Linked DNA regions of Mus musculus: regions 2 and 3 are each linked to region 1. The links are chromatin loops, found by intact Hi-C in ENCODE. Cell type or tissue: heart. All regions are shown on one strand.

Evidence for each region. Peaks named below come from ENCODE experiments on the same cell type or tissue, not always from the same donor. Only the 100,000 strongest peaks of a DNase experiment are listed, where the experiment ranks them.
Region 2: it touches region 1 in a loop (4-fold over the local background); 3 of 42 quality-filtered maps call a loop at or near these places.
Region 3: it touches region 1 in a loop (2.0-fold over the local background); 5 of 42 quality-filtered maps call a loop at or near these places.

What each region holds. Positions count from the first base shown.
Region 1 is chr2:73,527,245-73,531,244 of GRCm38, forward strand. Wipf1 (WAS/WASL interacting protein family, member 1) reads right to left here and starts at 2,243. Exons shown (of 8, transcript NM_153138.4): 1 at 2,083-2,243. In heart, no CTCF peak of the experiment used is centred here; DNase peaks (open chromatin) are centred at 945 and 2,267; H3K4me3 peaks cover 2,280 bases; H3K27ac peaks cover 1,762 bases.
Region 2 is chr2:73,461,479-73,465,478 of GRCm38, forward strand. All of the region lies in intron 1 of Wipf1 (WAS/WASL interacting protein family, member 1), which reads right to left. Among named protein-coding and RNA genes, the nearest start is that of Wipf1, 66 kb to the right of the region's middle. In heart, no CTCF peak of the experiment used is centred here; DNase peaks (open chromatin) are centred at 1,433, 2,083 and 2,263.
Region 3 is chr2:73,440,119-73,444,118 of GRCm38, forward strand. Wipf1 (WAS/WASL interacting protein family, member 1) reads right to left here. Exons shown (of 8, transcript NM_153138.4): 4 at 1-38. Among named protein-coding and RNA genes, the nearest start is that of Gm13707, 55 kb to the left of the region's middle. In heart, no CTCF peak of the experiment used is centred here; no DNase peak of the experiment used is centred here.

The DNA of each region.
Region 1 (4,000 bases):
GAGAGCATGACAGCATCTTCCAGTAAAGACCCTCGATGCTCAAAGAGCCATGAGCTTGATTCCAGCTGCAGCCTAATTGGCGTGTGTGGGGCTGGTGGCCTGGCTACGTGGGTTGCTGGAAGGCAGCTCAGTGGGGCCTCCGTACGGAAATCATCAGAAATCTAGTAGACTCCATTGGAGGACAGGCCCCAGGATGGCCAGAGCTCTGGGACCTAGATTCCCAGGTTCTTAGAAATGAACAGGTTGCAGCAAGAAATAAAAATGTCCTGTGTACTTTAGAATAAAAGTATAAAAGGAATAAAAGAATATTTGGCATCACCGTGGAAAGTGCTCAACTTTAAAACTACAGCTATAGTTAGGAACACATTCAGTTATCCAAGACTGTGAGAAAAAACGGAGTATCATGAACATTCATGAAACCTGGCTCATGGCGGCCAAAGCACCTTGGCACGGTCAATTTAAAAGACACAGGCATTCTGCTCTTTGCTACCTACCAACTCTCTGGCAGTTCCTTTTTGCTCTTGTGTCTTGTTGTTACACGGTGCCTGGTGACTGGTTACTTTGTATCAAATTGCTTCTTGCTGTCTCATAACCTGTTATCCTGTTCTAGCCTCACACCCAGCGGTGGAAAGACTGTCAACCGAGTCACACAGTAGGTTTAAGGGCATCCGGCAGTAGCTAAACACACAGAAGAAAATGTGTGAAATGGACAACGGAAGTAAGATGCGAATCCCTCCATCTGCAAATAAGTTCATTCTCCCTTTCTATCCCAGAGTTTGATCATTCCCTGCTTTCAGATCTCTTTGCTTTCCATCACGTAATCTAAAAGCGCTCATGTGATTCCCAAAGAGAAAAGCTACTCAGGGAAGACGGTGATGTCGCTGAGCGGATCCAGAACACTTGGAAAACCCAGTCTGCAGCTTCTCTTCAGCCGGCAACCGGCACTCACAGATATGTGTACGATCTGTACACATATGTGTACACCACCCCATGCCTCTGAGAGGATCAGCCTGGTGAACCGCAACTGGCAGGTAATCAGGGTAGAAGGCAGTGCCCTGAGCACTGTAAGAAGCAGAGAGCCCATAGTTTATGAAAGACTTTCTCTCTTTAAGAAGTCAAAAACATGATCTACAAACTTTTAAGTTATTTATCAATTATTGAAATAAGCATTTTTTGAGGAGGCAAAAAAAAATCTATCAAATGAAAATACAGTATTCAAATTATATGGAAGCTGTTAAAAGAAAACCTACCCAGGCTGCACACGTGTCCGCTGTCCCTGTGGGTCTACCTGCAGGCCCGCTCAGGAACCAGAGAGATGAAGGGCAAGGAAGATCCAAGACAGACTAGCGATTTTCAGAGAAAGAGACCAAATCTGCTCACTGTAGAAACCCTGAGGGGTTAGGAGCCTATAGCCCGGGGATATTCCTTGGAGATTAAGCAAGACCCAGTCAAACCAGGTTCCACACAGACACACCTTTTGTTAATCTGAGTTCAAAGTCTAGCCACAAACCGAGGATCTGGGTCATCCCTATTGGATTTCTCTTGCACTAGTTAAGTTTCACTGTTCTTTCTTTGAAAAGAAAAGCATGCTAAAGTAGCGGGAGATGAAGGCTGAAGGGAAGCGGTCCACGATTTAGGGAGAGGCCCCGGGCGCAAAGCCCTGACCCGAGCTGGCCGCCCTTTCAGGAGCAGACATAGGCACCTAGAGCGCGCCCATACCCGGGATCAGGCTGCCCGGGAGCACTGGAGCCAAGTTCTGGGAGCCCTAAACTCCAAAGTCACCCGCCCTCGGTGGAGATGGAGTTGCAGATGCGGTTCCCGGGCATCCCAGGGAGACCGCGGTTAGATCCATCGGGTCCACGGGCGGTCCTGGGTCGGTGCAGCCCCGCAGCGCTCAGCGGGGATCGCGGCATCTCGAGCCCCGGCAGCCGCCGCCCCTTCCTCCCGCGCGGGCTGGACCGCGGGCCTGAGCGGGGATCGCTCCCCTGGGCGCCGAGGACGCGGCCCCGACAACCCGCCCGTCTGCACCCCAACTCCGTGCACCCCGGACGCGCCCTGCATGGTGGGGCGCGGCTCCCTTACCGTGCAGCGGCTCCGGGCGGCTCCTCGGCCCCGCGGCGCGCGGGGCATTTTTTTCTGGGAAACTTCTCTCTGGGTCCGCAGGGCTGAGCCGGGGCGGGCAGGAAAAGCGCTCCGCGCCGGGAGGCTGCGACCATCCGGGAACTTCGCCGAGATGTGCGCCCTCCCCCTCGGCCCGCGTCCTCCCCCTACGGCCCCCGCCACACGCGGACGCCGAGGCAGCCGCTGGCCCTTCGCCCTTCGCCCTCGCCGCGCCCTGACTTCCGAGGCCGGCGGGACCGGAGCCTGGGCTGGGCTCTCCCCGGGGCGGAGGCCGAGGGGTCCGGACCTGCGTGCGCCCAGGAGCCGGACCTGGAAGGGATACCCAACCCAAGACGCTGTCCCTAGAAACTACCCGGGCCTCCGAGTGGGGTGCTCTCCCCCCAACACAGGGAAAGCCTTTTCCGGTCATCTCCACTCCGCTCCCGAATCAGAGGGCGCCCCCCGCTTTGAGAAACTTAAAAGTTTCCATTCACTGTAAAAACTGGCTTCTAAGATGGAGTGGCCCCACTGAAGCCCAAGGGCCACGCGCGTCCCCAATCCCCGCCCACTGGGAGCGCACAGCTCTTCCCAGGGTAAGGTGCCTATCGGTTGGGATTCTTGGAATCTTTTTTTTTTTTTTTTCCACCGACTTCTGCAAACATAGAAAGATCAAGAGCCGAGCGAGTATAAGGAGAAACCCGAGGCCCTTTCACATGGCTCTTGCCAGTTCTCAAAAACACCACTATCAGGCCTTAAAGGCAAGTTAACACTGGGATGACACATTAGAACATATACATTTGAAAGACAAAGACAGTTATGGTCAGTATAACTACTGGACCGGATAGTAAAGCTACCGAGACGACGTAGCTCTCTGGGTAAAGGCAGGGAAGCTTTGAAAGATGCACCTCAGAATGTGGCATCTAGAATGCCTCGGCTTCAGGCTTTCTGTGCTGAGTTGTCCCTATGTGTGCAGTCTCTGTGACATGCTTCTGGCGGATACGATAATCCTGGAAAGACAGCGACAGGGCCACCTCTCCTAAACTCTTATTAGCGTTTTTTTTTGTTTTTTTTTTTGTTTGTTTGTTTGTTTTTTTTTTTTTTTTGGTAGGAGTCTCTAAATGCACTCTTTCCTTTTTGTTTTGTTTTTGTTATTTTTAGGTCTCACCATGAATTCCAGGATGGTTACAAACTCCCACTGTTAACTGTATTCGTCTAAGGTCTATGCTATATTTGCCTTTTATGTATGTATTTATTTAATGTGTACAAGTGGTTTGCCTGCAAATATATCTATCTGTATCATGTGCTTGCCTGGTGCCACAGAGGCCATAAGAAGGTGTGGGATGCCCTGATAATGGAATTACAGACGGTTGGGAGCTACCACGTAGATGCTGGGAATCTAAGTGTCCTCTGTTAAGAGCAGCAAGTGCTCTTAACCGCTGAACCATTTTCTCCAGTTCTGGCGCATTGAGTTTGGATCTTTTCCTGGGTTAGCAGTGTGTGGTAAATATTCCTTCTTGTTGCTTGACAACACAGGGAATCCATGAGGAGGGTAAACAATCCATACTATGCTGCATTGTGCCGCCGGGTTGCTAAGCAGTGGGAGCAGCCAGGGACATTAAGTACACGTTCAGCTCGAGATGGTTTCTGCTGACATTTGGTCTTTCTATTGTAGACAGAGGCGCTCTGAACCTATTCTGCTTCTTGTTTCATGACTCCCATCTTGGGAGCCACTCTAACTCCTAATCCAGTGCCTTTGGACCTCCCACCCCCTTATAACCAGGACTTTATTTTGGTTACCTTCTCCTGAATAGATGGCAGTCTCAAACACCAGATAAGGGAGCTTACCTGCCTCATTGAGTTCTCACAGGAACCTCTGTGAAATAGGCATCTGTCTCTATTG
Region 2 (4,000 bases), 66 kb before region 1:
ATGGGGATCCGATGCCCTCTTCTGGTGTGTCTGAAGTGCACTTCCATATAATAAGTCAATAAATCTTTTTTTTTTAAAAAGAACTTCATAAAATAAATTTAAAAAATAATAAAGCTGGCTGGTAGTGGTGGTACACGCCTTTAATCCCAGCACTTGGGAGGCAAAGGAAGGCGGATTTCTGAGTTCGAGACCAGCCTGGTCTACAGAGTGAGTTCCGGGATAGCCAGGGCTACACAGAGAAACCCTGTCTCGAAAAACAAACAAACAAACAAACAAACAAATAATAATAATAATAAAGCTGAGATGTTATAAAGGGATGGTAGGAAACCACGTTGCCCGACAGCAACCATTACACGTGGGTTGACCAGAACCACAGCACGCACAGGGGTCACAGCAACGCTGCAGAAAAAGGACTTCTCCAAGGGCATCTGCCCAGTATCTTCCAGCCTCAACTGAAGCTACTCTTGTTATCAACCACAGTGGCCAGAATATTGTTTCAAAATATCTGATATTGATCCTCACTTTGGGCTTTGAAGGCTCTGCCTTCAAAACCCTTTGACCACACCCACAGTTCACTATCACAACCCACCCCCCCTTCAGTGGTCTGTTATTCTCAAATAAATATCAGTTATTGTTCTGAGAATCTGTCCTTGTTTTAAAAAAAAGTTTGATGAGATTTTTATCAAAAGCTTGTCACCACTTTTAGCAAACAGTGTGCCCAAGGCCGCTGATAACCAGTCTCTAAAGTCTCTAACTAGAGTTCATTACAGAGGTCGCTGTGGAATCCACAGAGAATCCACACACAGATGCAGAGGCCTGACCACTGGCTCTGTGTGTTGTGCCTCCTCTCCCACCCAAGATGATGTACTTGATCACATCCAAACTAAAGTTAGCCAGGTAGTAGTGGAGCAGGCCTTTAATCCTAGCACTCGGGAGGCAGTGGGCAGATCTCTGAGGTCAAGGCAAGTCTGGTCTACAGAGTGAGTTCCAGGAACAAAGGGGTTGCCACCCACAAGTTGAGAAACATACCTTAGATGCTCCTTCCTCTTTAAGTACTGTTTAATTTATCTGTTTGTTTGTTTGGGGTGTGTGTGTGTGTGTGTGTGTGTGTGTGTGTGTGTGTGTAGGTCAGCAACAACGTGCAGAAATTGTTCTTTGCTTCCACCATGTGGTCCCAGGGATCAAACTCAGGTTATCAATTTGATGGCAAGTGCCTTTACTGGCTAAGCCATCTAGCCAACACCCTCACACACAAATAAAAAGCAGTGGGACTTGGGAGGTGGCTCCGAGGTTACGGACACGTGCTCTTGCAGAGGACCCGAGTTTGGTAACAGTGTGCTCATGTGCATGAGCAGGAATGGGGGGGGGGCGTGCACGCACACACACACACACACACACACACACACACTCACACACGGCAGTGACGATATCATGTCACAGGACGTTCAGTACTTCTGTTCCTACAAACCAAGAGCATCATGTGTTTAGCTAGAAGAGAAGGCAGAAGGACTCCAAGTCCAAGCAGGGTCAGGGCAAGAGGAGAAGACAGGGAGAGCCAGGACCTCAAAGTTAGAGGCTTATCTAGTAGAGGAAGCTTTGGTGACCAAGAGAAGCATGGGGCTGGGTCAAGTTGTGGGCAGAGAGAGGTGGAAGTGATGTTGGCATAGTCTGTCACACCGGCTTTGACAACCATCTGTGCGCTGTCAGAATATAAGTGCCACTCAGAAGCCAAGAGTAGGGCCCAGGTCGAGTTCTGTCTGTTGTTTCATTTTATTTTGGTTTGTCTGTCTGTCTGGTTTTTTTATTGTGTTGTGGTGGGGATAAGACAGGAAGAGAGTGTTTAAATTGTTTTTTTTTTTTTTCCTTCTCTTCTGCATGCCGCCATATCTTCCTGGAGGTAGCCTAGGGAATACGATCCATGTGGTTTTTATACTGCTTGGTATTTTGTTATCCTCAAAGCTGTCAATATTTAATTGTAGCCATGGAGCTCCTTTGTACACAAGCCACCAACCGGTCACCCTGTTGGAATGGACCTGAGACACAGAAAATGGTCCAAGACTTGGGCTGGACAGCTTCTGGGGTGCAGAGGAAAGAGACATTTGGTCAATAACAGGGTGGGTGACCCTGCCAAAAATGGTAGAGCTGATCATCTTGGTTGCATCTTTTCTGACCTTTGCACACACATTAGGAAGCAGGAAGCATCTTCTAGTGTCTCTTTGGTAGCCTGACAGGATACTGACTCCACTGCAGACAAGCTGGGAGGGAGGGTTTTTTTTTTTTTTTCTTCAAGTTTTCCCAGTCAGTCATTTGGAGAACTCAGAGCAGCCGGAGGGGAAGGGAGGTTCTTGGAGGGAATCTGGGGTCATCTGGGTAGAACAAACTCTCATTTGGCAGGCCACAGAGAAAAGCAAACTGTGCTAAGAAGCAGGAGAAGAGAGACTCAGGGACCCTGTGCAGGGGAGCAGAGTGTGAACTCTTTCCCTAGGCGGTGACAGTGACGTGCTGAGGAGTGATGTTGCCAGCTGCTTCCCTTCCGTAGCAGCAAGAGTTGCTCACCACCGGAAGCAGAGGCTCTCCTGCTCACCTCACCCAGTGTCCACCGTCAACAAGTGCTCTCACCATCTTCAGAGAAGATTTCCATAAGTGAAATAGCCTGGCCTCAGACATCACTTCCAGTTTTCAAGAAAAGTCAGGGTAATCTTAGTTAAAAGGGTAAATAGAAGCAAAGGGGATTTTCCTTTCTTTCTATCTCTCTTTCTCTCTCTCTTTTTTTTGTTTGTTTGTTTTTGAGACAGGATTTTCCTGTAAAGCCCTGGCTGTTGAACAGTCCTTTCACACATCAGATATTTACATCAAGATTCACAAGAGTAGCAAAATTACAGTTATGAAAGAGCAATTAAAAAAAAAACCCTTTAAGGTTGAGGGTTGCTCCAACATGAGGAACTGTATCAGAGAGTGGAAGCATCAAGAAGGCTGAGAAGCACCCAGCTAGGGAGGTAGTAGCTCAGTCAGTTAAGAGCTTACCTTCCAATTATGAGGACCAGTGCTCTATCTCCAGACCCACGTTAAAAAAAAAGAAAAAAAGAAAAAAAACTAAAAAACAAAACCAAAAACCCCTGGCCACCATGGTGGCGCTTGCAACCGCAGCACTAAAGATGTGAGGATTTAAAGAAAGATGATTGCCGCTGGCTCGCTGGGGCTCACCTACTGGTCAGCCTAGGCTACTTGTTGAGCTCTGCCAGTGACAGCTGCTGACAGAATATGGACAGTTCCAGAGGATACCTTTATATAGTATAAGGACTAGAATAGAAAATACTAATAGTCTATGTTTCTTTTAAGGGTTTTGATACCTCAGACTTTTAGCTGGCACCCCTGTGTCCATTACGTTTGTTTTCAATATCTTATTTATATTAATCTTTGTCAATTTATTAGGTAAAAACTGCACACCTGGGCAACATTAATTTTAATTTTGATTATCAGTGAGACTGACAATGTCTGGCATTTGTCCACTTCTCATTACATCTTTTTTTTTTTATTAAATGTTATTTGAATTTTTTTTTAATTCCAGAGTCAAACTTTTATTTACCCAAAGTGTCATGTGTTATATTTTTCCCTCAGTGGTGGGGATCAATTTCAGGGCCTCGAGTGTGCCAGACAAGCATTCTCATACTAAGCTTCATGATTTTGTTTTGTTTTTTTTTTTTCAAAAACAAAATGGAACATTTACCCACTGGGCCTGGTGGGCAGTGGCTATTCTCGGGAGCTTATTAGACCACCTTGATTTTGCAAGTGTGGTTAAATTTTACTGTGACAACTGTGGGAATGGTCTCTGTGCCAGGCTGGAAGGAGGACGCAAGATGTCTAGGCACATGGCCCCACAGCAATGCAGGAATACCTGGAAACTTGTATTACGACCCCAAAACAATGAGGAATAATCGGTCTAAGCTTCCTTTATCTTCACTGGCTTCGTCTGCCATTATGAAACGATTTAGGAAAAAAG
Region 3 (4,000 bases), 87 kb before region 1:
ACCATAGCCACCAGCACTGGCGCCGGCTCCCTTTGGTTCTGCAGATGAAGGGAAGATGCTTGAGAAAACGCAGGAGTATTTACCAGTCCTAACTAACTCCAGGAAGCTGTAGCACAGGAATGAAACAGGATGGGCTGACCCTGGGCACTTAAAATAAAGGGACGAAAATTTTCCTCTTACATTTTATACTTATTATTGGCACCAAGAAATTTTATCTGATTTAGCCACTTTGCTGTATATTTTCAGTTAAAAATTACAAAAAAAGGATGACCTTTCATTTTCTAATAGGCACACGGTTTCAAATAATAAATGTTCCCCCTTCCTAAGAGCTGTGCCCCTTCTTTCTGTTTTATATAAATAATCACTTTGATGGCTGAACCTCCTTAACAATGTGGATTATCAATGTTGCTATGGTAACAGTGTTCTGATTTTAATGAGACCGCTTCTGTTCTGAAGCTAAATATTAACTATTAGGTTACCATAGTTTTTTTTTTTTAATATTTACTGTAAAGGAAGATTCTTCTATTTTAGGCTTAAATATAATATGGAACCTTATCAAATACCTACTTAGCATTTACTTAGCTGATTATATAATTTTTATTGTTTGATATTTAGTATAGATTTTAAATCTAGTATTAAAAATGGGATTATTTTTGGTCTTGGTCAATTACTCTTACTACTCTTTTTGCTTAGTGTTTTCTTATCATTAATGGTATATGTCATTTTCTTTCTTATTTTTAAAGATGTATTTATTTATTTTATCTATATGAGTATACTGTAGCTGTCTTCAGACACATCAGAAGAGGCAACGGATCCCATTACAAATGGTTGTGAGCCACCATGTGGTTGCTGGGAGTTGAATTCAGGACCTCTGGAAGAAGAGACAGCCTGTGCTCTCAACCACTGAGCCGTCTCTCCAGCCCATGTGTCATTTTCTTATTTCTGGAACTCCTTGCTGACAGTTTGGGTGGCTGTCCTGCCCTTGATTAGAATGTTTACAGTGTCTCTGACCCTGCCCACTAGAAGCCTCCCATCTCTACCCAGGTAGAGAGGGCTAAGAGTGTCATCCAGGCTTGGCAGGTAGCTCAGCAGCAGAGCGCTTGCCTAACACGCTCTTGATTGTGGCTTTCATTCCCACGACAAAGTGAAAACAAGAAAGAAGAAACAAAACGCTCAGAAGACCATCTGGAGACATCACCACAGGTCCTCTGGGAAGCAGGATCATTCCCAGGTAGAAAGCACTGGTCTGTATATCACTTGTGTGTGCACTGCCTGGGCGACATTCTGGTATTAGGACGGTGGCAGTTTCATGACACCTACAAAAAAGCTTTCTTTTTTCCAGCTTGGGAAAGATTCATACAGCATTTGAATTAGCTGTTCATTGAAGACGGAAACACAGAACTTACCAATAAAAACCTTTTAAATGTGAAGTTTTTCAGAGAGAAACTAATCTTGGAAAGCTTCTGTCTTTTTCCTTGCTTATACAGGCTTCCAGAGTAAAGTCTGACAAATTAATGATTTCCTAGGAAATTAACTTCAGGATTTTAAAATGAGCCAAGCACCGTGAAGCACACCTGTAATCTCATCACTCACAGAAGGAGCCATCTGAAGCTGGCTCCGCACGGGGCTTCATTATTCTATCCCCAACTCAAAATCCATCTCAAATCTCTTTATCGACTTTGGGAGATTTCATTTTATTCATTAATGTGTTTTTCTAAATTAGCCATTAGTTCTCCATCTTCCTTACATGTACAGCTCTCCGCTGAAGATGTAGCTTGGTGAAGAATTGGTAAGGATTATTTTACCTAACACGCTAAACCCAAACACAGCAACAATTTCAGGAGTGTTTGTGACACTGCTTTACTATGAGGTTTAAAATTTCACTAACTTTTAACTATCAGTGGTATAACATTGTCCTCGCCATTCAAGTATTAGTCATTGCTGAATAAGACAGAACACCACACACACACACACACACACACACACACACACACACACACACAGGACACATTTATGTGTGCTGTACTATCAGACACATCTATCAGCATTGTCTCCCTGGAGCGCCACCCATTGTTCATATAGGGAAGTGCTATATGGTTTAAATAGCCTTCAAGGCTCCCATGTGAGAAACCTGGTCCTCAGTGTGTCCATGAGAGAGGGTGTGTAACCTTTAGGAAACAGGAACTGGTGGGAAATAATGAGGCCATTGAAGGGGTTGGCTACTACCCTCAGAAGGAGCTACTATGGTTTCACAGGACTCTAGTTAGTTCTGAAAAGGGTTATCAAAAAACAGCAAGACTGTTTGCTCCCCAATCAGGGTTTCTGTCTTGCTTTATGGTCTGCCTTATGCCTTGACTTCTGACATTGTTGTGACACCATCCCCATGAGATCCTGATCAGAGCCAGGCCAATTCCAATGGCATACTCTCAAACCTCTAAACTATATATTAAATAAGTTTCCTTTCTTCATCAAATACTTCGTATCAGGTATTTTGTTATAGTAATAGAAAATGGGGGCTAGAGAGATGGCTCAGAGGTTAAGAGCACTGACCGCTCTTCCAGAGGTCCTGAATTCAATTCCCAGCAACCACATGGTGGCTCACAACCATCTATAATGGGATCTGATGCCCTCTTTTGGTGTGTCTGAAGACAGTGACAGTGTACTCATCTGCATAAAAAAATAAATCTTAAAAAAATTAAAACAAACAAAAAAAAGAAAACAGACTAAGAGAAAACAACTGAAATTGAGGATAGCTGACTGGCTTTAGGTCATTTGGTATATACAGCAGGACAGGGCTAAGTTATAAAGCTATCGTTCATAAGCCTTTGATAGAGCACCTAGGGAGGTTTTGCCTGCCATCAAATTCAAAACAGGCTGAATTCTGTTATTTGCAAGAGCCTGGACAGCAGTATAGGTATCCAGTTCAGCACAGGGCAACCAAGCATACAGTGGATTACATTTTGCTTCTGACAGATACTCACTCCTCAGCACCACTGAGCTGCTGGAGAGGAAAGGCTAGCATTATTTCCACACAATGGAAGATGGGCCTGGAAGACTCTGAGGAGTTTCCACTAGAGAGTCAGGAAGCCCAGACTGTCTAGTTTCCTTCAAAGTTGGCAAGGATCTTGCCACTCACTCCGCCAGGGCTCCGGATTCTTATAGTAAAGAGAGCAGGCATCCTCTCTCTGAGACTTGGTAGCTTCGCTAGTCAACAGCAGAGATCACAGTTCAGATATGGTTGTTGAACCAAAGCTTCCCAGACAGAACCCAGACAGAAATACTGTGTGGTGTTCTGATCTAGAGATCAGACTGCTAGTCACGTACTGAGAACCCACAGTTCCTCTCCGAGTGCTGTGCATTCATTCCCATATGCACCTGACATTTCTCTTCCAACTCTGACTCCCCCAGCCCCTGCCACTTCTTCCTTCTCTACCTGTTAGCTTCATTCCCCCAGTGATCTCCTACCTACCTCGAAGCTTCCTAAATCCTGAATGTTTATTCACCTGCCTGCGGAGCTGTGTTTGGTGACTGTCATGTCATCCCATTTCCTGAGTCTAAATGAGAGCTGAGGCTATGATAAATCTGGTGAGACAGAAAGGACGGTGTCAAGATGTGGATCCAATCAAGGACTTTTTCACTTCATAAATGCCGACGAGGAAGCTTACATTGTGCCTACTTGCTTGTTTATAGAGATCCTGTGTTACTGCAGGAGGCTTCTCAGACTCATATGTACAGATAAACAAACTTGTGATCTCGTTTCCTGTCTTCAAGCTCCCAGGAATCACATCTTTCTCTAGAATTCCTCTTAGCAGACAAGAGCGTTGTACACACATCATCTCATTGGGAGCTCACAACAGACTCGTGTGGCCAGCAGAGCGGTACCCGTCTCCACTTTACAAATTAAGACATTAAGGCTTGAAGTTGTGGCCTGGTGAAGTTGTGTGCCGAGCCCTGACTCCTGATTCCAAGGCCAGGACACTTCCCATGTTTCATGCTGCCT